5 separate regions of the Homo sapiens genome follow, and regions 1, 2, 3 and 5 are each linked to region 4. The links are chromatin loops, found by intact Hi-C in ENCODE. Cell type or tissue: A673. All regions are shown on one strand. Region 1 overlaps GPC5 (glypican 5). Region 2 overlaps GPC6 (glypican 6). Region 3 has its middle 77 kb from the start of LINC00363. Region 4 overlaps GPC6 (glypican 6). Region 5 overlaps GPC5 (glypican 5).

The links. Peaks named below come from ENCODE experiments on the same cell type or tissue, not always from the same donor. Only the 100,000 strongest peaks of a DNase experiment are listed, where the experiment ranks them.
Region 1: it touches region 4 in a loop (6-fold over the local background); 7 of 110 quality-filtered maps call a loop at or near these places.
Region 2: a loop joins it to region 4, with 4 times the contacts of the local background. A loop is called at or near these places in 6 of 110 quality-filtered maps.
Region 3: it touches region 4 in a loop (2.2-fold over the local background); 6 of 110 quality-filtered maps call a loop at or near these places.
Region 5: a loop joins it to region 4, with 6 times the contacts of the local background. A loop is called at or near these places in 3 of 110 quality-filtered maps.

What each region holds. Positions count from the first base shown.
Region 1 is chr13:92,713,885-92,718,884 of GRCh38, reverse strand. The region is part of intron 7 of GPC5 (glypican 5); the gene reads right to left. All of the region lies in intron 1 of GPC5-AS1 (GPC5 antisense RNA 1), which reads left to right. Among named protein-coding and RNA genes, the nearest start is that of GPC5-AS1, 5.2 kb to the left of the region's middle. In A673, a CTCF peak has its summit at 1,969 (motif pointing left); no DNase peak of the experiment used is centred here.
Region 2 is chr13:93,246,398-93,251,397 of GRCh38, reverse strand. The region is part of intron 1 of GPC6 (glypican 6); the gene reads right to left. Among named protein-coding and RNA genes, the nearest start is that of GPC6, 22 kb to the right of the region's middle. RefSeq lists enhancers at 2,173-2,672, 2,673-3,174. In A673, a CTCF peak has its summit at 2,679 (motif pointing left); DNase peaks (open chromatin) are centred at 1,657 and 2,597; H3K4me3 peaks cover 841 bases; H3K27ac peaks cover 2,847 bases.
Region 3 is chr13:92,965,449-92,970,448 of GRCh38, reverse strand. No RefSeq gene overlaps it. Among named protein-coding and RNA genes, the nearest start is that of LINC00363, 77 kb to the left of the region's middle. In A673, a CTCF peak has its summit at 2,331 (motif pointing left); no DNase peak of the experiment used is centred here.
Region 4 is chr13:94,359,523-94,364,522 of GRCh38, reverse strand. All of the region lies in intron 6 of GPC6 (glypican 6), which reads right to left. Among named protein-coding and RNA genes, the nearest start is that of DCT, 120 kb to the left of the region's middle. In A673, a CTCF peak has its summit at 1,940 (motif pointing right); a DNase peak (open chromatin) is centred at 1,932; H3K4me3 peaks cover 364 bases; H3K27ac peaks cover 1,175 bases.
Region 5 is chr13:92,570,561-92,575,560 of GRCh38, reverse strand. All of the region lies in intron 7 of GPC5 (glypican 5), which reads right to left. Among named protein-coding and RNA genes, the nearest start is that of MIR548AS, 83 kb to the right of the region's middle. In A673, a CTCF peak has its summit at 1,962; a DNase peak (open chromatin) is centred at 1,920.

The sequences.
Region 1 (5,000 bases), 1.6 Mb after region 4:
GAGTCTCACTCTGTTGCCCAAGCTGGAGTGCAGTGGTGCAATCTGGGTTCACTGCAACCTCTGCCTCAAGGCAGAGGCAATTGCTCAAGGCTCAAGCAATTCTCCCACCTCAGCCTCCGGAGTATCTGGGATTACAGGCACCTGCAATCATGCCCGGCTAAGTTTTGTATTTTAGTAGAGATGGGGTTTCACCATGTTGGCCAGGCTGGTCTTTAACCCCGTTGACTGTAGTCACCCTGTTGTTGTGATAGCAAATAGGAGATTTTATTCATTCTAGCTATATTTTTGTACCTATTCATAATCCTGACTCCACCCCTTTGCCCCACTACCCTTCCCAGCCCCTGATAACCATCATTCTATTCCCTATCTCCATGAGTTCGATTGTTTAATTTTTTTGCTCTCACAAATGGGTGAAAACGTGAAGTTTGTTTTTCTATGCCTGGCCTATTTCACTTCACATAATATCCTCCAGTTCCATCCATAATGTTTCAAATGACAGGATCTCATTCTTTTTGTGGCTGAATGGTATTATACTTCATTGTGTACCGCATTTTCTTTATCCATTAGTTTGCCGATGAACACTTCTGTTGCTTCCAAATCATGGCTATTGTGAATAGTGCTGCACTAAACATGGTAGTACAGATCTACATTTGATATGCTGATTTCCTTTCTTTTGGGTATATACCTAGCAGTGGGATTGCTGGATCATATGATAGTTCTATTTTTAGTTTTATGAGAAACTTCCATACTGTTTTCCATAGTAGCTGTGCTAATTTACATTCCCACTAGCAATGTACAAGCGTTCCCTTTTCTCCACATCCTTATCAGCATTTTTTATTGTTTGCCCTTTCAATAAAAGCCATTTTAACTGGGGTGAGATGATATCTCATTGTAGTTTTAATTTGCATTTCTCTGCCATTGGTATGTCTTTCTTAGACCTTTTGCCCATTTTTAATCAGATTATTAGATTTTTTCCTATTGAGTTGAGTTCCTTATATTTTCTGCTTATTAAGCGTTTGTCAGATGGATAGTTGGCAAATATTTTTTCCCATTCTGTGTGTTGGAAGACAACATTATTTCAATAAATGAAATCACATTCACTATGATGTCTCCAAATTACCTGTAACAAACCTTTAATGTTTGTATGAATTGAAGGAAAAAGAGAAAAAGATAATTTTCAGCATTAAATTATTTCTCAAAGGTTTTGCTCTTGACTTTTTAATACATTGTGAATTTCAAACAGCCAAATTACATTATGTTTAATGAAGCTGATGACTTCTGAAGAAAATACACATTTGATGTGTGGTAGGAGAAGAAGGAGAAAGTGTAGAGGATTCAAATGTAACAACAGCTTCTCTCCAGAGTGAAAACTCCCCAAATTAATTCTGGATCTGAGAGTTTGTTTTTGATAAACTCAGAATAAAATTGTTTCTTTAAATATCTGAATATAATTAAATGTCAAATTGAGTTTAGAAAATATAACACCCCAAAAAGTTAAAGTAAATATTATATTCATGGTATATGTCTGGCGGCAGAGGTGTAGACTTGCTAGAACCTAACTCTGAGGCAAGGGCTGTAGCTGGCAATTCACATAACCAGGATCTCCTTTTTCCCTCTTGCTGGAGGCCTGGATTCTTGTCAATGGAAGATAACACATTGATACCATCTCTTTGAATGTGCACTGCTATGTTACCAAATGTGTATTTGCAGAGTTTGAACAATAGAAACAATGAATGTAATAATATTTTGGAAAAGTAATCCTACCCACACCGAGAAGAATACGGTTTGAGAAGTTTTACGGTCTTGCCCTTCACAGCACAGATTTGGAGTGAATTCGAACAGGGCTTGACTCTTAGCCTCTCTGTTTATTGTGCCTGCCACTTCGGGAAAGTCACATAAACTCTCCAAACTTCAGTATCCTCACTTGGAAAATAGGGATAATGTTATCTATGCTGCCCTCTGTAGGGCTGTCATGAGGAATAAATAAAATAGTATATTTTAATTTCATGTCCACATTCCCTATATATTCAGTGGTACTAAAGAAAGCTTATTGGTTGCTGTTGTTTGTTTCAGCATAGAATTTGTTTCAAGTCCAGGTTCCAACACAAACTAGTCTGAGACGTTCATCTTGGAGTATTTTTTTGCTACTCTTTCCACTTCTAAAGATTGTCCTGAAAGATTGATAAAATATCATGCTCCTACTTTATAAGCTCTACCTTTTAAAATAAAATATTAGCCATACATTAATTTATAAAAAATGTTTTGTAGACATACATTGTGCCAGATACTATAAAGCACCAGGATAGAGCTATGCTGAGATCTGAATTCCTTACCCAGGGAGCTGGCAGTCTAATAGGGAGACAGAAAAACAAATGGCCATTACAATGAAGGATGAAAAAGAGATGAAGAGAGGGGATAAAAACAGTATCTGAGGAGCCTCGGTGGGAAGACTTTCTAGATGTGGTCAACCTGGAGCTGAATCTTGAAAGATGAGAGGAAAGTAGCAAGGCAAACAAGCAGAGGAAGGATATTCAGACAGCAAAATTAAGAAATCAATTGTAAGCATGAGAGGTATTCAGAGAAATATGGGTAACTCTGTGTTGCTGGCATATAAATGAAGAAGCAGGAAGTAGCAGAAAATGGAGGGATCTTCTTATAAACATGAAAGAATATTCATGATTTTTGTTACTGTTATTATTAGCACCAGATTGTATGAAGAATAAAATCTTATATTTGGGGTTTTATAATAGAGATGGAATGATTGACTCTTGCCACGTTCACTGATCTCAGTGGTGAGAGACAAAGTCTCCAATCCTGAGTCTTATATCATGGATATTTCTTCATCATTGACAATAAGGAAAAAGAAAAACTTAGGCAAAAATATGTGCTGCATTTCAGAAATAATAAGTAAACTACATGTTAAAATCACCATGTTTTGCATATAGTCTGTTGGATCAGAATCTTCAAAAACTAGATTAATTCTCTAAGCATTCTGCACACACACACAAGTTTAGATTGTAGGTGAGAACTGGAGACATAGACAGAAAACATGTTTGTTGTATGAGCCCTTGTCCATCACCGTGGGATAAATTTTCCATAATTGTCATTTCTTTCCTGCTTCCATGTAAACTCTAGAATCTTCTCTGTTTCAGGATATCTGTATTTTCTCTACTGTATACAGTGGTTAATCCTTGGTATAGTACAGCAAGAGTTAAATAAATTCTCCAGAGTTGAGAAAATTTATGAGATAAAATTCCAAAGTAAGTATAAACATCCAAGTCCAGCCCCTCATGAAGTCCAGATAGCATTATTACTGATAATGAATGAAGTCATCATATGTTCCTGTTAATTGTTAATTCTCTGTTTTATTTGCTGTCAGGAGACTAGAGTTATACTGATCAAATTATTTTGTTTACTTAATCATTTAGAATTATTTCCCTTCCTAAGCCTTCTTCCAGCTCACTATTTCTTGAATTTAGAGCTCACGCTGGAAAAGGGAGAAATAGGAGGAAATTCTGATTCATAAATAGACTTGTGGAATTAGTTATTAAGAAATGTTCAAAATGTAGAGTTTTTCAATCTTACAGTCTATAAATAGTACTTCTAGGGTCTCATCTGAACAAGAAACATGCACACACTCTCATAGAAAAGACGAGTCAAGTCTTTTTTCAGGAACCTGTGCTGATCACTCTATTCAACTGTTTTGAAAATAATGTTTAATTATATTTTTCGTTGCAACATGTATACGTACAAAATCTGAGTACTCAACCATGGAATAAATAAAGTTACTATGTTGCTTAACCAATTCTTTTTTTCTTTTGAGAGGAAGTCTTGCTCTGTCGTCCAGGCTGGAGTGCAGTGGCGTGATCTTGGCTCACTGCAACTTCTGCCTCCCAGGTTCAAGCAATTCTCTGCTTCAGCCTTCCGAATAGCTGGGATTCCAGGCACCCACCACCATGCCTGGCTAATTTTTGTATTTTTAATAGAGACTGGGTTTCATCACCTTGGCCAGGCTGGTCTTGAACTCCTGAACTCGTGATCCACTTGCCTCGGCCTCCCAAAGTACTGGGATTACAGGTGTGAGCCACCGTGCCTGGCCTAAGCAATTCTTTTTATTATGTTGTTTGGCCAAGTGCTTTTTAGGAAAACAGTTGTTATATGGGATGTGGAAAAAAATGTTCACATTTGAATATGGCTCTAAAAAACTGCCTCTTACTATCACAATTGAAATATTTTCATATATGCCACAATATCTCCAAGGCTCACCTCTTTTACATCTATAAAGAGAGAACGATGATATCTAACATGGTTGGCATACGATTGAAATGGATAATGAAGGTAGAAAAGCTTTGTCAGTTGTGAAATTTTCTATGTTTCTGTGTTGTTTTCTCCTGGTTGTTGATGGCAATGTTCTTTATACAACTAATGAAACAAAACAGAAAAGAAGAAAAAGTAAACAATCCAAAATTATGTGGGAGCTTTTTAGCCAAAGATCCATGGTTATCTGGGAAGAATTCTTTGTTCATAGTCACATGAAAAATAGCTTCTGATGATCTATCAACAGTTCCCACTGCTCTGATTTATGCCATAAAATCTGTATTCTTATCTAATGCAGGAATATACATTAAGTGATTGAATAGCAAATTTTGAGCAGCAGATGGGAGGGAAAGATCATATGTAACATAATAACACAGGAAGTTCCTATATTTGTTGACTTCCATGACATCCTATCAAATGTAGCTGGTAAGCTATTTTCTTCCCCTCTAGAGCCAGAGTAGTATTTAAATCACCTTTCTAGGTATTACGTGACAAACAACAGGAATAAATTCAGTTCACCAACAAGAAATGTGCAGATGAAAAATACAACTGGGAAGACAGAAGTCATTTGTTAAAGAGGATCACTATTTTGAAGAACATGCATTGCAATTCTGGAATTGCTTGGTGAACTATGGGAACAAAGTCTGTTACAGCTATTTCTGTAGGAAACTGCTACACTCCTT
Region 2 (5,000 bases), 1.1 Mb after region 4:
TGCTCCTTAAATCATTTATTTCCTTATAGGTTTCCACCTCTAAGGGCATGAGGGTCTGTTACATCATCTCTTTAGTAGGCAGAAGTCTCTAAATGTGGCAGAAGGGCTTGAATTCCAGTCAGAAAGAGAAAGAGATAGCAAACCCATCCCTGCCCAAGGGGTCTGTGCAAAGGAAGGAGGTGGAAGAATGGTAATGGTTTGCCAAGTCACCCAGTGATACGGCTTGGCTATGTCCCCACCCAAATCTCATCTTGAATTGTAGCTCCCATCATTCCCTCAGGTTGTAGAGGGACCCAGTGGGAGATAACTGAATCATGGGGATGGTTTCCTCCATACTGTTTTGTGGTAGTGAATAAGTCTCACGAGATCTGATGGTTTTATAAGAGCAAACCCCTTTCGCTTGGCTCTCATTCTCTTCTCTTGACTGCTGCCATGTGAGACGTGTCTTTCACCCTCCACCATGATTGTGAGGCCTCCCCAGCCATGTGGAACTGTGAGTTCATTAAACCTCTTTCTTTTGTAAATTGCCCAGTCTTGGATATGTCTTTATCAGCAGTGTGAAAACAAACTAATACACCCAGTTTCTCTCTGAGCTTTGCCTCAATGCTGGGAAGCCAAAGGGAAGCAGGATGTGGGGCCCAAATTCTGCCTAGGATTCTGTGAAGAGATTGCCTGGTGGGCTACCTGGACCAACTTTAGGGTCAACTTTGGGGCACAGAGTACTCAGAGGGAGAGCTACACCCCTCACCTGGGTAGCACTGGTCTGGCTCAGCAATCCCTAGAGCCCTCCTGGGAAGAACTCAGAAAGCAGCGGAGTTGCAAACCAGAGGCTTGTCATGGTCCCCCCATGCCAAGTGATCAAGGCTGGAGGTGGGCCAGAGGCCAGTTGAGTGACAAACCAGTGACTCAGGAGGTCTTCATGCCCAGAAAGGCCAATGTGAGGGTGAATACCAAAGGAAGGGGACTAGTTACCCGGTCCTTCCCAACTTGAATAAGAGCAGATCACAAAGTATACCACCCCCAGATATGCAGGCCAGCAGGGCCCTGGAAATGGGCAGAGCCCTAGGACCCTCAGTTTTCTTTCGTGAGAAAGAGTCACTCCTTTATCACTCCGCAATCTAAGAGATTTATTTCCTCCTCTACTCTGTGTTAATTGACAAGCATGTGTACAGCCTTTCGTACTTGTCAGATACTATTCTAAGAGCTTTAGAAGTGTTCATTCGTGTAGCACAATCCCAGTGATGAGAGATAGGAATTGCTATTACCCCTGTTTACAGATGGAAAAATCAAGGCACAGAGAGGTTCAGAAAAGGCTAAGTAGAGGAGCCAGGAGTCAAAGCCACTGCACCACAGCAAGTATCCCACTTGATTGACTGTCAGCTAGAAAGGCAAAACTGATCAGACTACATTTTCAACTAGATCAGACTAAAATGTTTTCTCCTGTTACCCATCAAGTGGGAGCTCCTGCGGAAAACTACACAGGTTATATGAGCAAGAAGAGAAGGAGAAGGAGAAACCAAGAGGTGGAGGAAAAAGGAACTATATGCCTTTTACATCAGAGTTGCAACATATGTATATTTTCAATTCAAAAATGGTGGCAGCTCACAACTTCCCAAAGGTCCTTCCAAAAGCTTGTAAAATGAGCCATTTCCTGGAGTGAGGAATGATGACTCACCCGCATGGCTGTTTTTCTCTTACCTCTGCTAGTTACCACTGGAAAGTGGAAATATGAGGCGCTGCTTGGACCAAAGTGAAATCAAAAGACATACTATTTCTCTAGTTTTTAAAATGGAAAAACCTCCAATTTGACAAGGGCTCTTCAGTTATGTTTAACATTTTTTTCCCAAAAGTCCACAAGACTGAAATGCCAACCTCTTTCAACAGACCAAACCTTTTAAAGGCCTTCATGTTCCCTATGCAGGAAGCCCATAGCTGCCTATAAGGCAAACATTTCACAACCCTTACCAACAGAGGACGAAACTAAACACTCAGAACAACAGAAAGGGAAGCCAAAGGCAGAAAGGATACAATTCTAAATGTTAAATGTGTTATTTTCAGAAATACACAGCAATTTTTAGGATTAAAATCAATCAATTTAAAGTATAAGGAGTTTCAGAGGTTTCACAGGGTTCCATTAATTATTTTCCCTGATGCGATATTACCAAATGGGGGCCCCTATTAATGGTGAAAATACGTCCTCAGTGATCTCAGTTCCTGATGGGTGGTAATATAGGACAGACAGCTCAGTAAGGTGGTAGGTTTATGGCACTGATAATACTTTCTATTTATCTGAAATTTGTTTCAGTTTTTCAAATCTAACATGCCAGTGAATAGGTCCTAGGATATGGTGTTGGTACAATGTCTGTAAACAATGATTCTTTCAGGGAGGGGAAAAAAGAACAGTGCTTTCAATGTTCAGTATCCTTTACATCTGCTGCTCAGCTGGAAACACTGTTAAAAGGCCATTAGAACCTTAAGGTAACAGGCCTCGAATGCTATGAAAGCCATGGAGCAATTTGCTGTTTGTGTTAGGCGTATCAGCTCCAGCCACTTCCTTTTCATGGGCTGAAAACAGCTTCTGTCATGAGCCGTGAAAATCAATTCCACAGTAACCAGGCTGAAATGCGGTTGAAGGTGGTGCACCTACAGGCTGGCGCTGTGCAGCAGAGCCTCCTTCTGGGCATCCGTGGCACCTTCCAGAAGTTTCAGGCAGCGGCTCCCAGCAGTGCCCGGGAGGTAATGAGCAGCTCAGTACTTCCAGGAACCTTCAGGCTTATGGCTTAGGACACTGGTCCTCTCTTATACTTAATTAGGTTAAAATAGAAATTGTCACCCTGAATGAAGATAGCTGTAGGAAGTGTCGTACTGGGAAAAAGCCTGCTCTTGCTTATTTGTATTCCATTTTTCCTGATTATAGTAATTGTGACAGAGGCTCACTTAAAAAAGAAAAAAAAAAAAAACACTTTTTGTGGGCCTTTTAAAGTACAGAACATTTTTAGACTTTTTTTTTTTCAAACATAAGATCATACTTTTGAAAATATATCCTTTAGGGGACTAAGCAGTTTTGTCAAGACTGTGCTTTTTAAAATCATGGCTAGAAAGGTTAAAACTCATTTTTAAATATGCTACAGGTTTTTCTGTTCTAGGAAATTGTTATTCCAGTTGTAAAAATCAACCTTGGTTATCACATAGAATTAAGCTCATTCTAACCTATATTTCTATATATAGTCAACCCTTTGTTATACTGGAAACCTTTGTATACACTGCTAAGCATGTTCTGAGTAAGAATAAATTGGCACTCCTAAATCACAGCAACCAGCTTATGTGTATACATATAACTTCTTGTAATATTATCTCATCATCAATAGCCCAGGCCGAGTAACTGATTCAGTTAATTAGTTAAATTTTGTGTTAACAACAAAATGGAAAAAATATAATTTCATGTTTTTTGGTCTGAATATCTGATGCACCTAACTTGTTTTAACTGAAATTTAAGTGTGATTACTCCATACATATTTTGTTGACTAAAACAGAAAAATATACAATTTTTATGTCTTTTGCACAAAATACATAATGAAGATCTCTTAGTGATTCTAAGACATTTCCAAGTTATATTTTAAAGAGGGGAAGGTGGTAATTGAAAATAGATTATTCATAATAGGTGTGTTGTTGATGACATATGATTTGCCATTTGTAAGGTATTTTATATTCAATTGAAACTGACCTTTTATGAGGGCCATGTGGTAATATAAGTGAAATGAATATATTCTTTATTGCGGTCATATAAAAAGATTGGCCTAAGCTTTTAACATAATGCTTGACCTGATATCTAATATCCCCAAGTCTGTGAAAGAATATTGAATAAGATACCATATCATGAAATGAGTAGTAAAAGCATAATAAAATCCTTTCACACATTAGCACTTGATAATGTAAAAGTAACAGTAAACTAAGATTCTCAAGTTCAAGGCAAATATAGTTGGAGGAGAAGCTAATAATGGATCACCACATAGGAGTGTCCAGCAATCCTGCATTTTCAGATTGTTAGTACTTTAGAATTACAAGTTCCCATTTTCAAAATAGCAATCCTAAACTCTGCAAAAACATTTGTTAGGCCAACAGAAAACAGAGGTCAAAGATAATCTTAATTTGTTTATTGGTGATTTTTAATATAGCTTGTAGGTATCTAAAAGCGATCTCAAAAATTCTGTCTTCTAAAATCAGTTCATTAATATAAACATCTCTTTAAAGAATTAGGTATCTCCTAAGGGTACTGCAAAGATACTAGAATGGTTTTTGTTGCAAGTTAGTTTCCAGTAGTTGTTTCTTTCATAATAAAATGTTACATTATACTTAAAATTTTTGTTAAATATTTGGCTGTAAAAAAAAAAAGAAAAGAAAAAAGAGAACAAATTACCAGAAATTTTAAATGTCACAGTTTTTTAAGTTTGAAAAACTCCCAATCATGGAGATTTGGGGGGGAAATTAGGATAAGCAAACAGCTAAAAGACAATTTTTTTTTTCCAGGAAAAAATGTAAGGCCTGTCATTTAAAAATACCTATAATGTGTGCATAGTGGCTTTTTTTTTTTTTTTTTTTTTTTTTTTTGAGACAGTCTTGCTCTGCCGCCCAGGCCTGAATGCAGTGGCACAATCTCGGCTCACTGCAAGCTCCGCCTCTGGGGTTCACCTCCTGCCTCAACCTCCCTAGTAGCTGGGAATACAGGTGCCCACCACCACATCCGGCTAATTTTTTTGTATTTTTAGTAGAGACGAGGTTTCACCGTGTAAGCCAGGATGGTCTCAATCATAGTGGCTTTTGTTAAGTTCATTTCACAAGTGCTAGTGACTTTGAGTTATTCTCATCTATTAAGAAAATAGTAAATAAAAGTTATTTATTATTATTATTTTTTAGAACACTTCAAGGTGTTTTCTTTGCAAAGAAAATGGTTGCCTCAACATCACTGCAATCTTAAGAAAAAAAATACCTCTAGTTCCTTC
Region 3 (5,000 bases), 1.4 Mb after region 4:
TTTGAAAGATGCAGAGTTACCTTGCAGAATGGAAGGTTGTTGAGTTCAGTTTGATTTAAAGCAGGAATAATCAGAAGTCCATGTGCCCACACTCACTTAATTCTTCCTGGAATTCATGACCTGTTGCCTCTGCTTTTCCTTGTTTGTTTGTATGATTCTCTGCTCTTGACAGTCTGGCTTCACCTTCTTTTCTGTGATCTTAGCAGAAGAGGCCAGCTTCATTTCTGCTGCTGTTGAACCACCTCAGTTAAGTGGACCACTAGGCTGATGTAGAAACTCAAACTCTAAGTTTTCAGGAAAAATAGTTTTATTTGTTCAACTTCAATGCTGTGCCCACTTCTGGCTTATCAATTATGTCCAGAACAGAACATTTGTACTGTCACATTGTATGAACAGACTTCCAGAGGCGTCATTCCCCTCTGTTAGTGGAAGGGGTCAGTTCCCATATGAGGAATGTTATCACGGACTGGGAGACATCTTTGAAGGTATCATCTTTTTTCCTTGGCTGCTCGACAGATAGCTTTCCTTCTTCCCACATGTTCACCAGTGTTCTTGGGTTTGGCCCCTATGTGAAAGAAGTCAACCATTTACTAAGGCATGGTGACCCTTAGGCCCAGGAAATTGTTGTATCCAGAGACAACTGCAACCTATAGTGGGGAGGTTTTTAGTGGTGGAAGAGAAAACTGTCACCAAAAAAATCCCATTTAGCAAATGGGGCAAAAACCAACATTTCTATGCTAATATATACAATCGTGTGTCCCAAGGATAAAGAGCATCCTGAAACAGGCACAGAAAAATAAGGCACAGAAATGATCAGCTGCTTATTGTGGCATGTGTGACAATTGGTTTAAAAACCTGCCCACTATTTTTCCCTGCCACGAGAAACTTTTTCTGGTTCAGGATCTTCAGGGAACCACTGGGAACATTTGGGGTCAGGATTAACCTTTTGGGATGATATGTGTTCTCTGGACACCACTTCTTTTTATCTTTGTAACCAGTCCTTAAGAGTGCAGAGGGCCTCTGATGAACAGCCTTCAGGGTCCTCTTTATATAGGTGGCATTTTATCTGATACTACAACTCCTATAACAACTTCAGTTTCGTCTTGGAGTCTGTAGCTTACCATAAAACATCTTTAGGATCCTTGAAAAGTAATAATCTGGGAATATCCTTGTCTATTTAAATTAAAAACAAAATTTGGGCCCTGGGTAGTGTGAGACTTCAGCTTCCCAGCAGATCTGTATGCTAGTCTATCGCTATTATTTCTTCAAAACGACCTTAACCTCAGGGCATCATTGAAGATAAAGACTTGGAGATAGTAGAGGCTTGATTTACATTTGATCTTTCAAGAACAAAGTATTCTGTTTTATTTGTACTTGCTGTTTGTTTTGATTTATTTAGGTTATTTTTATTCCACTGGAGCTGCGCTATGAACAAAGTAACCTATGGTCCTTGGAGGAGCCTAAGTAATAATTCCACAGTTGGATTGTCTTAGCTATTACTATTCTAGTTGCCAGAAACCTATATTGTCTCAGTTAGCTCATTAAGCCTTTTTATAGGGGTAGAGGGGTTTATTAGCTAAGATCATTCTGAGTGTTGACAAATGAACTCCTAAATCTCAGTTTACGTCAGTAACTCACATAGAGTCTAGATAGCCACCAGTGGGGAAGACAGCCATTTTGGGAATTAGGCTGACTTTATGTCATCTTTAAAAATGTTTCTACTTCCAACTAGTTGATGGGGAAGAGAGAGGTAGTTGGTCATAAGGACTTTACATTGCCAAGGTCCAGAAATGGAAGGTGCCCTCCCATTGGCCAGAACTCAGTCACATGGCTGTTTCTAATTGCAAAGGAGGAAATGTCTAGCTGTGTGCCCTGGTGGAGAATAACACTAATTTGGTGAACAATGAGCCAGTCTCTGCAACCGCAACAGCCTCTCTCCTTTGGTGACCAACTATCTGTTTCACTCTTTTCCCACACACATCGAGATAACTCAAAACCCCACCTGGTTACTATTTATGCTCAAAGTCCAGTATTTCTAAGTGTTTCCCAGTCATCTCCATCAGATTATAATGTGGCATCTTGATCCACCTTAGAGCTAAAAAGACAAGTTGTCTGCACTGTACCTTTCCCCAAATAATTACAAACCAACCACAGACAACAGCAATAAATCTCCCATATAGAAACAGGTCAAATGGCAGAGGCATGGCAATAGTTGGCCCATAAAAGTTGCAAAATCTTACTCAAAGAGTGGGGAAAGTTCCTTGATTAGAACCTGATTTTGCTGTTTTAGAGACACTACCTGTTTGCTGTTCTCTGCAGACTCGAGCTCCACCTTCTGGGAGATGCTTTCTTTTTTATTATTCTCCACCTCGGAAATCGATACTGAGAACTGTGCTCTCCTTAGTGGCTACAGAGTTTTTAGAGCCCATTCCTGCTGGTGCAAATCCAAGAGCCCAAAATTTTTATTAAGGCTGCTCTAGTCAAAGGTGTATGAAGTCAAGAATTTTCATTGCTTTTGGTAATATGATTTATAAATTTATAAATTTAGTGGGCTTGCATTAGACTTCATGTGGCAGTGACCACCATCCAAAGTTCCTTCCTAGATATACTTCGCAAGGTTGGCTTATGCCTTTTCTTTCTCATCCCTTGTCTCCTTCTCGATTTGTGGCTGATCACTCAAAGGCCATCTGAAATAATAGATGAGATGGCTGTAGCCTGAATCTGGTCATGTTTTGTGGGGCACAGAATTAAGGGGGTTTTGTAGCTCAAAATCTTTTTCAGTCTTAACTCTTCTTGTTTGGAGTCTGAGGTAGGTAGTGTTTTAACTTGTATAACTTCAAATTTCTGAATTTTCTCCTTTACTATACTGCCTGGATAGAGAGGATTCAACAAAGGAATTAAAGAGCTGGGGGGCTGGGTGTGGTGGCTTATGCCTGTAATCCCAGCAATTTGGGAGGTCAAGGCAGAAGGATCATTTGAAGTCAGGAGTTTGAGACCAGCCTGGGGCAACAAAGCAAGACCCTCGTCTCTAAAAAAAAAAAATATATATATATGTATGTGTGTGTGTGTGTGTGTGTGTGTGTGTGTGTGTGTGTATAAATATAAATATAATATATTATACATATATATAAAATAAAGTAAATTAGCCAAGCGTGTGCTACTCAAGAGGCTGAAGCTGGGAAATTGCTTGAGCCCAGGAGATCGAGCCTGCAGTGAGCTACGAAGCTATGATTGCACCCAGAGCAAGTCTCCAAAAAAAAATTAATTAATAAATTAAACTAGGAAGAAATAAATAACTAGGGCAGAGTGAGCCACTGATTAACTAAGCGTTTGTCCTTGAGTTATTATTTGTAGGATATCTGCACAAGGCAGCTGCCTAAACAGAACATTTGCGTTAGTGAGAAATAAGCTTTTCATATGCTAAGCTTTTGAAACTTCGATTTTTTGTGTGTGTTATATCTGTTAGCATATCCTGACTAATAGAGGGGTGGAGCATAGAATTTTCTTATAAATGTTTTGACCTAGGCACCAACTGTCTCTATGGAGTATGCCCTAATTTTCTCCACTTTCAGTGTAAAACATCTGAAATAGAGTTTGTCTGTTTCTGGTTTCATACACTCAAGTTATTGTAGCTTCTGAAGCACATTCTCATATTCTTCCAGTATACTTCCAAAGACTGCCCACTGCATAGCCAGCCAGGGGAAATCCTAATGGCTTCACACTTTCTCTTAGAGTCTCTTGTTTGAGATTGCATTGCCTGGTATGAGGAATTAGAAATATATTTCAGAATGCAAGAGTAGAAAGTACAGGTGAGCCTTGACACTGGAGAGCCTGCGGGAACTGGAAAATAATGAGGAACCAAGGCACTCTCTCCCTGGGGCTACCTGGTCTTTGCTCTGTTTCTCGCTGCATGCCGGCTTTGTTCTTGTCATCAGCGGTCACTTTACCTGCAGTTCTTCTTCTGCTAGAGTCCCCGCAGTTCCAGAGTTCACGTTACTTCAATTCAAGAGAAGAGCTCAAAGAGGAAGAGAACCTCTCAGCTGCAATTCCAAAATCCCGCTCCGTAGCATACAAAGTGGAGGAGTGGGTCAAAATGGTGCTAAGAGGTCCATTCCTTTGAACTGTGAGGTTCGAATTCCCAGGAAAAAAGAGAATGTTGCAGACCAGGCAAATACTTCTTAAGATTTATATGCTAACCAACTACAATGTCCTGGGGGACTGATACATTCATACCCAATCTGGGCTGATGGCATCCGCCTATATGAGAATAAAGTTGTTCTCTTTCATGCAAATAAACAACCACAGAACCGGATACCCTATGGTGTAGCTAAGAAAAATTGGATTTAGTCAGAAGACCTGATATTAGTTGTGGCTTTGCTTATCCTAGAAGTCTGACAATAGACAAAGCATTTAACCTCTTCAGGGTCATATTTCAGTGCTCTGAAATTGGGCTAAGGGTGTCACAGGTCCCTTTGTAGATTCGATAGGACTTTGATCTGGTTGTTTTGACTAAATATTTTGATGAATACTAACTGTTGCTGTGCAGATGGTGATAGTTTTATTTTTGAAGACTTGGGCTGCCTTTCTGATGAATTAAGTGAACAAATGTATTCTAAACACCCAAATCCATTAACCTTATACCAGTCCCCCCACACTAATTTCAGTGCAACAGGATCTTTCCCAAATGGGGACTAATTTCTAAACAATCCAATACGGAAAATTCATGAATTAAGTCTTAATGCATTATTAAAGCCATATTTGTTAAGATCACACAACTGCCAAATCTGAGAGTCCTATCTGCCACAAATGAGATTTGCATAAATGTGTTTTTAATCACTTTGTTTTCAATGTACCATAAGTGTCTTACCTAATCTAAATAAATGTTGGTATTAATTCATAGAGCAGTCAGTTTGTTCCTCTGTACTTTATAGTGCTCAAGAACTCTTTATCTGTGTCTACACGCTGTCCCTAAGGGGCCACTGGAGGCTCCTGTGTGAAAT
Region 4 (5,000 bases):
AGGGCACTTGGAACTGGAAGTACTTAATGAGTACAAATGTCACCATGGGGACATATGGCATTGGGGGACTAAACTGTATTCTTTCTTGCAAATCAAGTTCTTACCCCGGTGAGGTAAATTACCTGTTCCTGAGAGCCATCTGGTTACCTTAAAGATCCAATTTACCCCATGGGGCACCAACCAGGGAGTACGATTTACTCTGCTTATGATTAGACCCAGGTGACATAATTTTGCTTGACTTTCACCTTTGCATCATAAGCATCCAATAACCTAAATGGGTCCTCTTAGTCTCCTACAAGCTGCAGAAGTGTCATAGGCAGCCCACTTTAGCTCCAGTGAGAGAGAAAACAACTTGTAAAATAGCAAAATGGCCATCCTGTTCGAAGAAGCAATGAGAGCCTGAAGGCAGCAATATCCAGTAGAAACATCATGTAAGCCACAAAGGAGCTACAGGTGTAATTTTAAATTTTCTAGTTGCCACATTTTAAAAAAAGTAAGTTGAAGCTAACTTCAATGTTATGTTTTGTTTAACACAACTTATTCAAAACATTGTTTCAATACATAGTGAACACGAAACATTTAAATGAGATATTGTATATTCTTTATTATTTTCTGGTACTAAGTCTTTAAAGCCTAGTTTGTATTTTATACTTACAGTCCATCTCAGTTCATTCCACCGGACATCTCCATTGCTCAATAGTCACACATTGTTAATGGCTGCCATGTTAGATGGCACAGGTTTCAAAATCTGTTGTGGGTTTTTCGCTTAGAGCTCATCTCAGTTCTGTCTACAGCACATCCCTAGTGGTCAATAGCCATGTATGGCTGGTGGCTACCATATTGAGGGCATGGTCTAAGGTCCTTCCTAAGCACGTCAGGAGAGGGGGCCAGTTGCTACTGAGAGGGGTTGAGCATGGTTCCTAGGCTAGGGGTTGTTGTCTGAATGAACTAAAGGTGGGCTATTAGCTCAACATTAGAGAGTTCAGTATCTTCTTCTGAACTTTTTGAGTAGGTTGCATTTCAAATCAACAGAACTCATTTTTCTCTGACCTCACTCTCCTGCCCCTGCTCCATACCCCCAGTCAACTGTCCGAAGTACAGCAGGAAAGAACTGAATCGAAGTTAGGTTACAGTAGAAGTCTGTTTGAATCCAGCCTATGTCTAGAATTGCTTCAGTTTATATAAATGGGAACATGTTCCATCCAGCTTTGTGACAGCCATCAAAATTTTGCCTATGAACAGCTTTTTTTGGTTTGCATTTATTTATTTTTACTGAAGTTTAATAATCATCCAGAAAAGTAAACAAATCATATATCATCAGTTTGATGAATTTCTCACAAGATACTCATGCAATAAAACACCAGATATGTGGTGGTTTTAATAAAGGAAAATATTTTTTAAAGTTTTCGTTGAATCTAACGAGAACACATGGACACGGGAAGGGCAACATCACACACCAGGGCCTGTCGGGGGGTGGGGGCAAGGGGAAGGAGAGCATTAGGACAAATACGTAATGCATGTGGGGCTTAAAACGTAGATGATGGGCTGATAGGTGCAGCAAACCACCATGGCACATGTATACCTATGTACCAAACCTGCACGTTCTGCACATGTATCCCAGAACTTAAAGTAAAATAAAGTTTTTGTTGAATCTAATTCTTTTCACAAGATTTCATTCTCTTGAAAATTAATTTTCTCAAATCATGGATATGCAGGGATTAAAGATTACCAAAGAGCAGAGTTTATTATTGATTTACTGTAACTTTGAGATTATAAATTGCATCTAGGCTCTGGGCATGTACCTACATTTTAAAGGCAAAAGGCTATCAAAAAGTCGAACAGTGACTTGCTTAAAGCAGGCTGACGTCACCCTCTTTTCCTTCAAGATGGTCCAGCCTCGTCTCCAGGCATTTAGAGGCCACCTTCATTATAACCACCAGATGGCAGTGTTGTCCAGTCTTTGTCCACCTTTCACCCCCTTACCAGTCTTATCCCCGAGAATAAAACTGTAGATTGTTCCACTGCATATAAAACTGACAACCCTGTTATTTTAAACTTGAAACTGACAGGCTGTTATTTTAATGAGGTCTACCAGAGCCAAGGTTAACCAAAGCTTTATTTCCCTACAAAATGTTAAGGCCATAGTTCTAAAAGGGGGCTGTGAAATTTTATGTTATTGATACTTTTTCTGACTGTACAAGTTTTAAGATAGATATTTTCTGACAAGTAAAGCTACATGATGAATATAGACATATGTTTATGTATAATAGCCAAATTCTACATTACAATTGCTTCAAATTTCCCCCGATAGGTCCTTTTACTCTAAGTTAAACTCCCCCTGACACAAAATTCTTTGTATCCATTTCAGCCTATGTTGAAGCAAAAGTATGTATTTTTAGCACTTTGACTTTCCAGCTTAATGAGTCAAAGAAAAATTTAAAGCTTATTTCAGTCTCATTAATATTCCAAAATGAAATCAAGTGTAGTATTTAATTCTGTATTTCTATGAAATAAGCTTAGATCCAGAACAGTAAAACTTAGAAAGGATTTTTTATAATAGGTACTTCTACAATGTGTGATGGTTAATGGCATTACCATTTATTTCCTTTCCCTTGAAATGTCTTTTTATGTTGATCAAGGAAGGATTTAAAGTCAGTTACTAACTGTGCCAATATTAAAAACATTAGAAACCACCTTTCCCAAGTGATTTTGCTAACATTTTTTGCACCCTTTAATCTGTTCCAAACAACAATTTTAAACATTTAACCAACCTTCCTGTCTGAATTTATGAAGTACATCCTGCAAATACTCAATCCATTTCTACATTTACAAGATTTACTTGGAACGATTATTGTCACCATTGATTCTTGTTATTGGCCAAAGGCCTGTCCACAAAAGGACTTTATAAGCTCAGGAGGAGCCTGGATTTCCGAAAGTGGGCATTGAATAAATGATTTTCATGTTCAGTTATTATTAATTAGTGGCAATGCCCATTCACTTCAAGAAACATCTAATGCAAACCTACTGTGTATAAAGAACTGTGCCTGGAAGACAAAGTTTATAAAACCAAGTTAGAAACAGTCCCTGTCCTCAGGATCAGCTACGTAATTTGTAGAGCCCAGTGCAAAATGAAAATGCAGGGTTCCCTGTTTAAATATTATTAGGAATTTGAACGTGGCAACTACAGAGTGTCAGGTACTTCTAAACACTGGGCCTTGTGCAACTATGCAGGTAGTATCCCATGAAGCCTGCTTGTCTTCAAGAAGCTATGATCTAGTTGGGTTTTCTTGACCTGTACAACAAGGAGTGAGACAGGTGTTGATAAAAATTATGATAACAACAGTGATGGCTACCATACCTATTGGACACTCAGCAACCAAATCCATAATTGCCTCCAATTTGTAAAAAATGTTGAAAGGTAGCTGTTGATGTCTCAACTTTACAGATGCAATAACTGAGAATTGCATTTCTATGGTGACCTTTTTGTTTAGTGAGATGTCATCAAATCCTCACTAAGTGGCTGGCCCCATGCTACACCCATCACTCCTATCTTATTGTTTAATCACCACAACCTCACAAGAACAGTGAACACACTGAGGCAGTGAAGAGTGAAGTCTCTTGGCCTTGATCACATAGCACAAGTAGTAGGGCCTGGTTTTGAGCCTTGGCAGTGGGGGCCCAGAGCCTGCAGTCTCAAATTAACCATTACAACAGAACTGGTGAACTGGAGAGTGTGAATGCATTTGAAAAGCCCTGTGCCTATTGGTAGGTCTCACTCATTTCAAAAAAGATGGAAAATATATTTGGGGGGAGGAGGATAGCACTCTGGAAATCTTGGTACTCTTCCCTGAATTATCAGTCCATGCTAATGTTCTAGACCTTCTCCAACATCATTGTGATTCTAGCAGCCCTACAAACAATTTCCTAATTCTTGGCCTTTTTTTTAACGCCACTATGGTTTGAGTAGCCTTTCCTAATTTTCTAAACCATTTCTAACAATGCCTATGTCTAGAACCCTCCAAACAAATACAAGACTATACATTTTTCAAGATAACATTTTAAATCAGCCCATCTTCCTTTAGGAGGTCCAAAGACAGATGAATCAAATGCTATTTGCCCAATTATGCTTCTGGTTATGTATAACAGTGGATTATACTGTCCCTGAATCAATCAATCAATCAATCATCTATCATCGATCAGTCATCTATCATCTGTCTTAACTATCAGCGGAAATAATAATTTTCAGGTGGTGCTAAGAACATTCTAGATGCACAATACCATAAAACTTATGCCATTTCTCTAACAGGCAAGTGTGAAAAAATGAAAGTCCTAAAAACTCCTCCTGGCTTTAAAATGGAAAAAGAGTTCCCCTTCTGGATTTTTTATTCATAAAACAGCACAGACCAACTCCTCCCCTGGGTTTCCATGACAAAGGGAGAGTTTTCCCATAGGGCTGCATATGTAGGCTGGAAAGCCAGCCCTACATATTTAATGGTCTGTATCTAACAACATTGCATTAGAAATCCTCTCCTTGAGACTATTTCTCTTATGAAATGAAAAGTAGTAAAGAAAACAAAATTTTCACCACCCTGCCATAGGAACCCATGGGGACTTGAAAGGGCTTTGCATTTTCCTATTACATTGTACTTGGGAATAAGGTTGAGAAGCCAGACAGTAAATCTGATTCAACCAAATCCAAAGCGCTTGGAGGAATCACCTTTTTATTGCAGATAAGTATAAAAACAGTACTGGAAGCACACTGGAATCTGAAAGATCAAACGCCAGGGGCTTTCTGTTAATAGATTTGGTAGCTAAGCAGTGGTATTTAGAAAATAGCCTTTATCTCTTCAAAAAAAAAAAGGTCTCAGCAAAAGGAGCTCTGAATGTAAATAATTAGAATGATTTGTGTCAAGTTAGCCTCAATATTAGGTTGCTTTTCTATTACTTCTTTGACGAGCCTTATGTTTTATTCCTGATGCACTGGAAAGTCATAGTATAAT
Region 5 (5,000 bases), 1.8 Mb after region 4:
TTAAAACAACTGAAATGCATTCTCGCGCAGTTCTGGAGGCCAGATGTCCAAAATCAAGGTGTTGGCAGGGCCAGGTTCCCTCTGCAGGCTCTGGGAGAGTCCCAGCCTCTTCCAGTTTCTAGTGTCTGAAAATGTTCTCTCGCTTGTGGCTGCATAACTCCAATTTTTATGTCCATTCTCACTGCATGAATGGCCTTTTCCCCAATGTGTCTGTGTTTCAAATTACCTTTTCTTTTAATTATAAAAATAACAGTCACTGGAATTAGGACCCTAAGTCCAGGATGGTCTCCTTTTGAGCTTATTAACTTAATTACATCTGCAAAGACCCTATTTCCAAGTAAGATCAAATTTTCAGTTACCAGAAGTCAAGACTTGAACATATCTTTTTGGTGGCCACTATTCAATCAGCTTCACTATTATAAGAATAAAAGAGAACAGAGCTGCTAGTTGTCCAAAATTTGCCCAGAAGGGAGCAGAAGGAGTAGAGAAGATGGAAACTATTGCCAAGGGTAGCGCCTCAGGAGGTTTTAAGCTTCATGTGAGCAATTGAGTATAGCAAAGCTGTAATGGAACAGAAATCAGGGAAATCATTGAGGTTTTGTGGATGAATAGTTCTATCTCTTTCCAGCGTCCCTTTCTCTTCCTTCCTTTTGGTCCATTCTGAGATAAAAGCTGGCAGAAGTGTCTTTACTCCTGACCTTCTTGCTAGATAAGACCAGCAAATAACACTCTCAAGTAATAAACATTCTTCCGAGTAGGGATAGTCCTTTGATTTATTATGATTCTCTGGCATTTTAGGGCAATCTCAGCTGCTCTCCTGCTCACCTCAAAGTTGTCTTGACTTGTCTGTCTGCACATAGAGTTCAGAGCCAGACTGCCCACTCAGAAGAAAGACCTGCTGATGATGAAATCATTCACAACAGAAACAAAATCTTACAGAAGTTATGTGTGTCAGTAATCCAGTTCTTTCACATGAATATAAATAGAGAATCAAAGATCATCAGGAACATGCAGAAAACCCAATACTATGAGAGAGAATGATGAATATTTTTCTGATAGTTCATATCAATTATGACAATCTGTAATACTTATAAAGAGATTACTATTTTCCAGACACTGAATGAAACTCTTCAGGTGAAAATACAACAAACTTTGAAAAAAAATTAATTTATTAGCTTCAGAATGATTTGAAGAAGGTATTGCCTCAATTTTCCCTGTCCAAGAAATAGGGTTGTTAGAGGATTAAATGAGTTTCTAGATGGATGCACTCTGAAAAGGTGCTAGCAGAGTTGTTTCAAAAGAGCAGCTCTCTTTCAGGATTTAGATAAAAGTCATTTCCTTGGCAAAAATGATTTCTACTTTATCTGTATCACTCTGAGTTGAATCCGTAGACAGACTTGTAGTATTTTAAACAAGAGAAGTTTTATTATAAAGAATTATTAAGCAATGAGAGTAACATAACTACAAGGTGCAGTGGAAACTAAAAGATACCTTAGGCCTGAGGGAGAGTAATTTAGGAAAGACAAACTTGGAAGAATACCTCCCCAGGGCTCAGGTTCAGGCCTTGTTGGAGGTTGGAGAAGGTGCGATTGCTGTTCACTGGATGACGGAGAACTTCGTCGGTTTGCCCAGACCAGATCTGATGCACATTCACTAGACAAGCAAAGAAGAAGTCCCTCTTCAGGGTGCAGGTGGACTGCAACTGGGCAGGTATGAAGACATTGGTATGCTGCTGATGACAACTGGAATATGCAGTGTCCACATTGGGAGGGCTGTAGGAAGGAGTTACTAGGCTAGCCTGGGATTGCAAGGTTGCCAAGGGAGCACGCATTTTAGCCACATGGTAGGAGCTATGATCAGTTGTCTTCACACATGCTCTGTTGACCAAGGGTGCAACCGCCTGAACCAGCGGAAGCCCTCTTCCTCTTGTAATGTCACTATATCGCCCTCTACCGAGAAATTTTAACAATGTACTCACTGTTCGGGAGAAAGGAATCCATCCCATTCATTAGCACAGAGTAAATATTGAAGAATGAATTAAAAGCTGAGAGGCAAGAAATTGAAAACTATAACAGAATCTAAGAAATCATATTGGAAAAACATTGTATAATTGAAAATCATCTGCTTCTTGTCTCTGGAGTAGTACAATGAGGCAATAAATGTTCAGCACTACTTTTTAAATTTAATTCTCTCATAACTGGACTACTAACATAATAGCTAACAGCTTAGTGCCAGTTACCCTTAAAAATGGTTTAGATTCATGAACCTATTAAATGCTCACTATATGCTTTTGAGTTAAATACCTTTATTAGGCACACCTGAGGAAACTGACACATACATTTTATTTACCATAAATTCCCATCAGACCAGTAGCCACGATCTTTAAAACCACTTGCTAGTGAAAGTTTGAGGGAGAGATAGTGGTCTACCTGGATTAATGTCATGATAGTTTTGATAAAATTCAACCTCTGTACACTTACAAAAAAATCTCATAAAACTTAAGCATTGGTCCAGAGAACAATTATTGGTAAAGTTAAATTGATCGCATCAAAGCCAATTTATTATTTTTTATTTTGAAAAATGAAAAGTAACTTGAGAGATTTGTGCTTTACCATCTCAAAGAAGTCAATATCTACATATCTAATCTTTCTCTAATAGTTATAATAGGCAATTACCATTTTGTTTTTTGTTTTGGGAAGAGCTACAGGAATAGAGAACTGCAATCCCCCTAGTAAAATGGTTGAGTTTTTCCTGTTATTTTGCTAACAGATATCTCTTGCTTTCAGTTATATACAGAATAATAAATCATGAAGCTAGACATTTTGTGTCATATGGTGAGATAATATATTGAGGAAGAACAACTTGGGAAAAAAGGTTAATGTAAAAAAGAATTCTTTTTCATTGTCTTTTATTCTTAAAGGATTATTAGAGCTTCATTCTTAGCATTGATCAGGGTATAAAGAAACCCTAATGTCATTTTATTTTAAAAAAGAAACCCCCTTTTTTGCCTAATGAACCCAACCATATCTAACAGAAATGCTTCTGTGACATCAGTGTGCCTTCCTTATCAAGAGGCCAGGGTCACCACAGCGGTATCCATCTTCCCTGCTGAAAACAGAACAAAGAACACAACAAAGAATGATGGTATTCAGCTTTTGGCGAAAGGCCAAAATGTCCCAACAAAAGGTGATACCGTTAAAAAATGGACAACAATGGTTGGACACTCAGAAAGCTTCCTGACAAAGAAGGTCATTTGGGAAAATTGTCTCTTTTTAGCATAGTATTTTTACTATGAAAATGAAGAGATGATAGTTCTATTATTTAGTCAACTCGGACCAGATATTTAATTCTGAAGGAAAATCAATATTATACAAAAACAAATGTATTTTCAAATATGAACATGCTTATTTTCAAATATCTCAATCAGAAAAATAAAAGTTTATCAATAATCTTATTTAATCTAGATGAAGTAGATTTATAGCCTAAGATTTCACATGGCTAACAGCTTACTTTTTTTTCTTTTTTCCAGACAGGGGCTCATTCTGTTGTCCAGGCCGGCGTGCAGTGTTGCGATCATTTCTCACTGCAGCCTTGACCTCCTGGGCACAGGTGATCCTTCCACCTCAGCCTCCTGAGTAGCTGGGACCACAGGCACCACCAAACTCATTTAATTTTTCTAGTTTTTGTAGATATGGGACCTCGCCATGTTGCCCAGGCTAGTCTTGAACTCCTGGTCTCAAGCAATCCACTCACCTTCGCCTCCCAAAGTGCTGGGATTACAAGCTCACATTTTTGTAATATTAAAAGTAATCCTTGAAATAATGGATATTCCAAATGAGTTTGCCATATTTGGATTTGGAATGCAGTTTCATATTTATATTTTATTGGATTAATCTAGTTATTGGGAAATATATATAATTAAAAGGATCATGAAGCACACTGATACCGGAAAGGCACTTTTGTAATATTAAAAGTAATCCTTGAAATAATGGATATTCCAAATGAATCTGCCATATTTGGATTTGGAATGCAGTTTCATATTTATATGAAATCTGGTTATTGGGAAATATATATAATTAATCAGGTTATTGGGAAATATATACAATTGAAAGGATCATGAAGCACACTGATACCAGAAAGACATTTTAATATACACCATGGCGCATGGCCTGGCTCCTTCTTTCACTTACTGCTTGTGTCATCCTGTTCAAGTCATTTAACCCCAAGTCGTAAGCCTCAACTTGCTCTGTTATGAAATGCACAGAGTTGCTGTCTCTCTATACTTCAGGATTATGGTGAGAATAGAACTGGAACCATATATGTGGCAACAATTTATGACATGTGAGATATGAGTCTAATTATTCTCAGAATCCTTGCCTCAGCTGTTTGTATGCTCCTCCCAAATTTTCAGAAATGGACAAAACTAGCCCCCTCTCAAATTATGTATGCAACAACTGATTGTATATTTCCCCAAGAGAATATTTAATGCTAAGGATGTCTCCCCAACTATGTTAGACATAAGAGTCAAAAGAGATGGTGGTAAGTCTTGGTGAGAAGGGTCTGGAACTTGGAATCAAAAGAAGGAGGAGAAAAACATTGAGCAGTCACTCGCCAGCTATGTGGCTTTTGGCAATTTGTTTATTGCACAGAGCTTCAGCTTCCATATTGGTAAAATTAAGATGATATTTGAACTCAGCATTTTATGTGGCTGTTGTGAGGATCAACTCTAGCAATGTAAAGGTGCCATAAAAATAGATGTAAATTATAAAAATAATACTAATAGGTATAATTGTAGTTAAATTTCAATTCAGACACCCTTTCTTTTGAATATTTGGTAGGTTCTGCTGTGTTGGTTGTATATGGATTTTCCTCCATATCCACTTTTTTGGACTTGATCTCACCATTTTTTACATATAAACATATCACAATATTAATAACATTAATTAATTGAAGGTTAATTATATCAACTAAGTAAAATAAATCTTTAACCAGAAATCAGA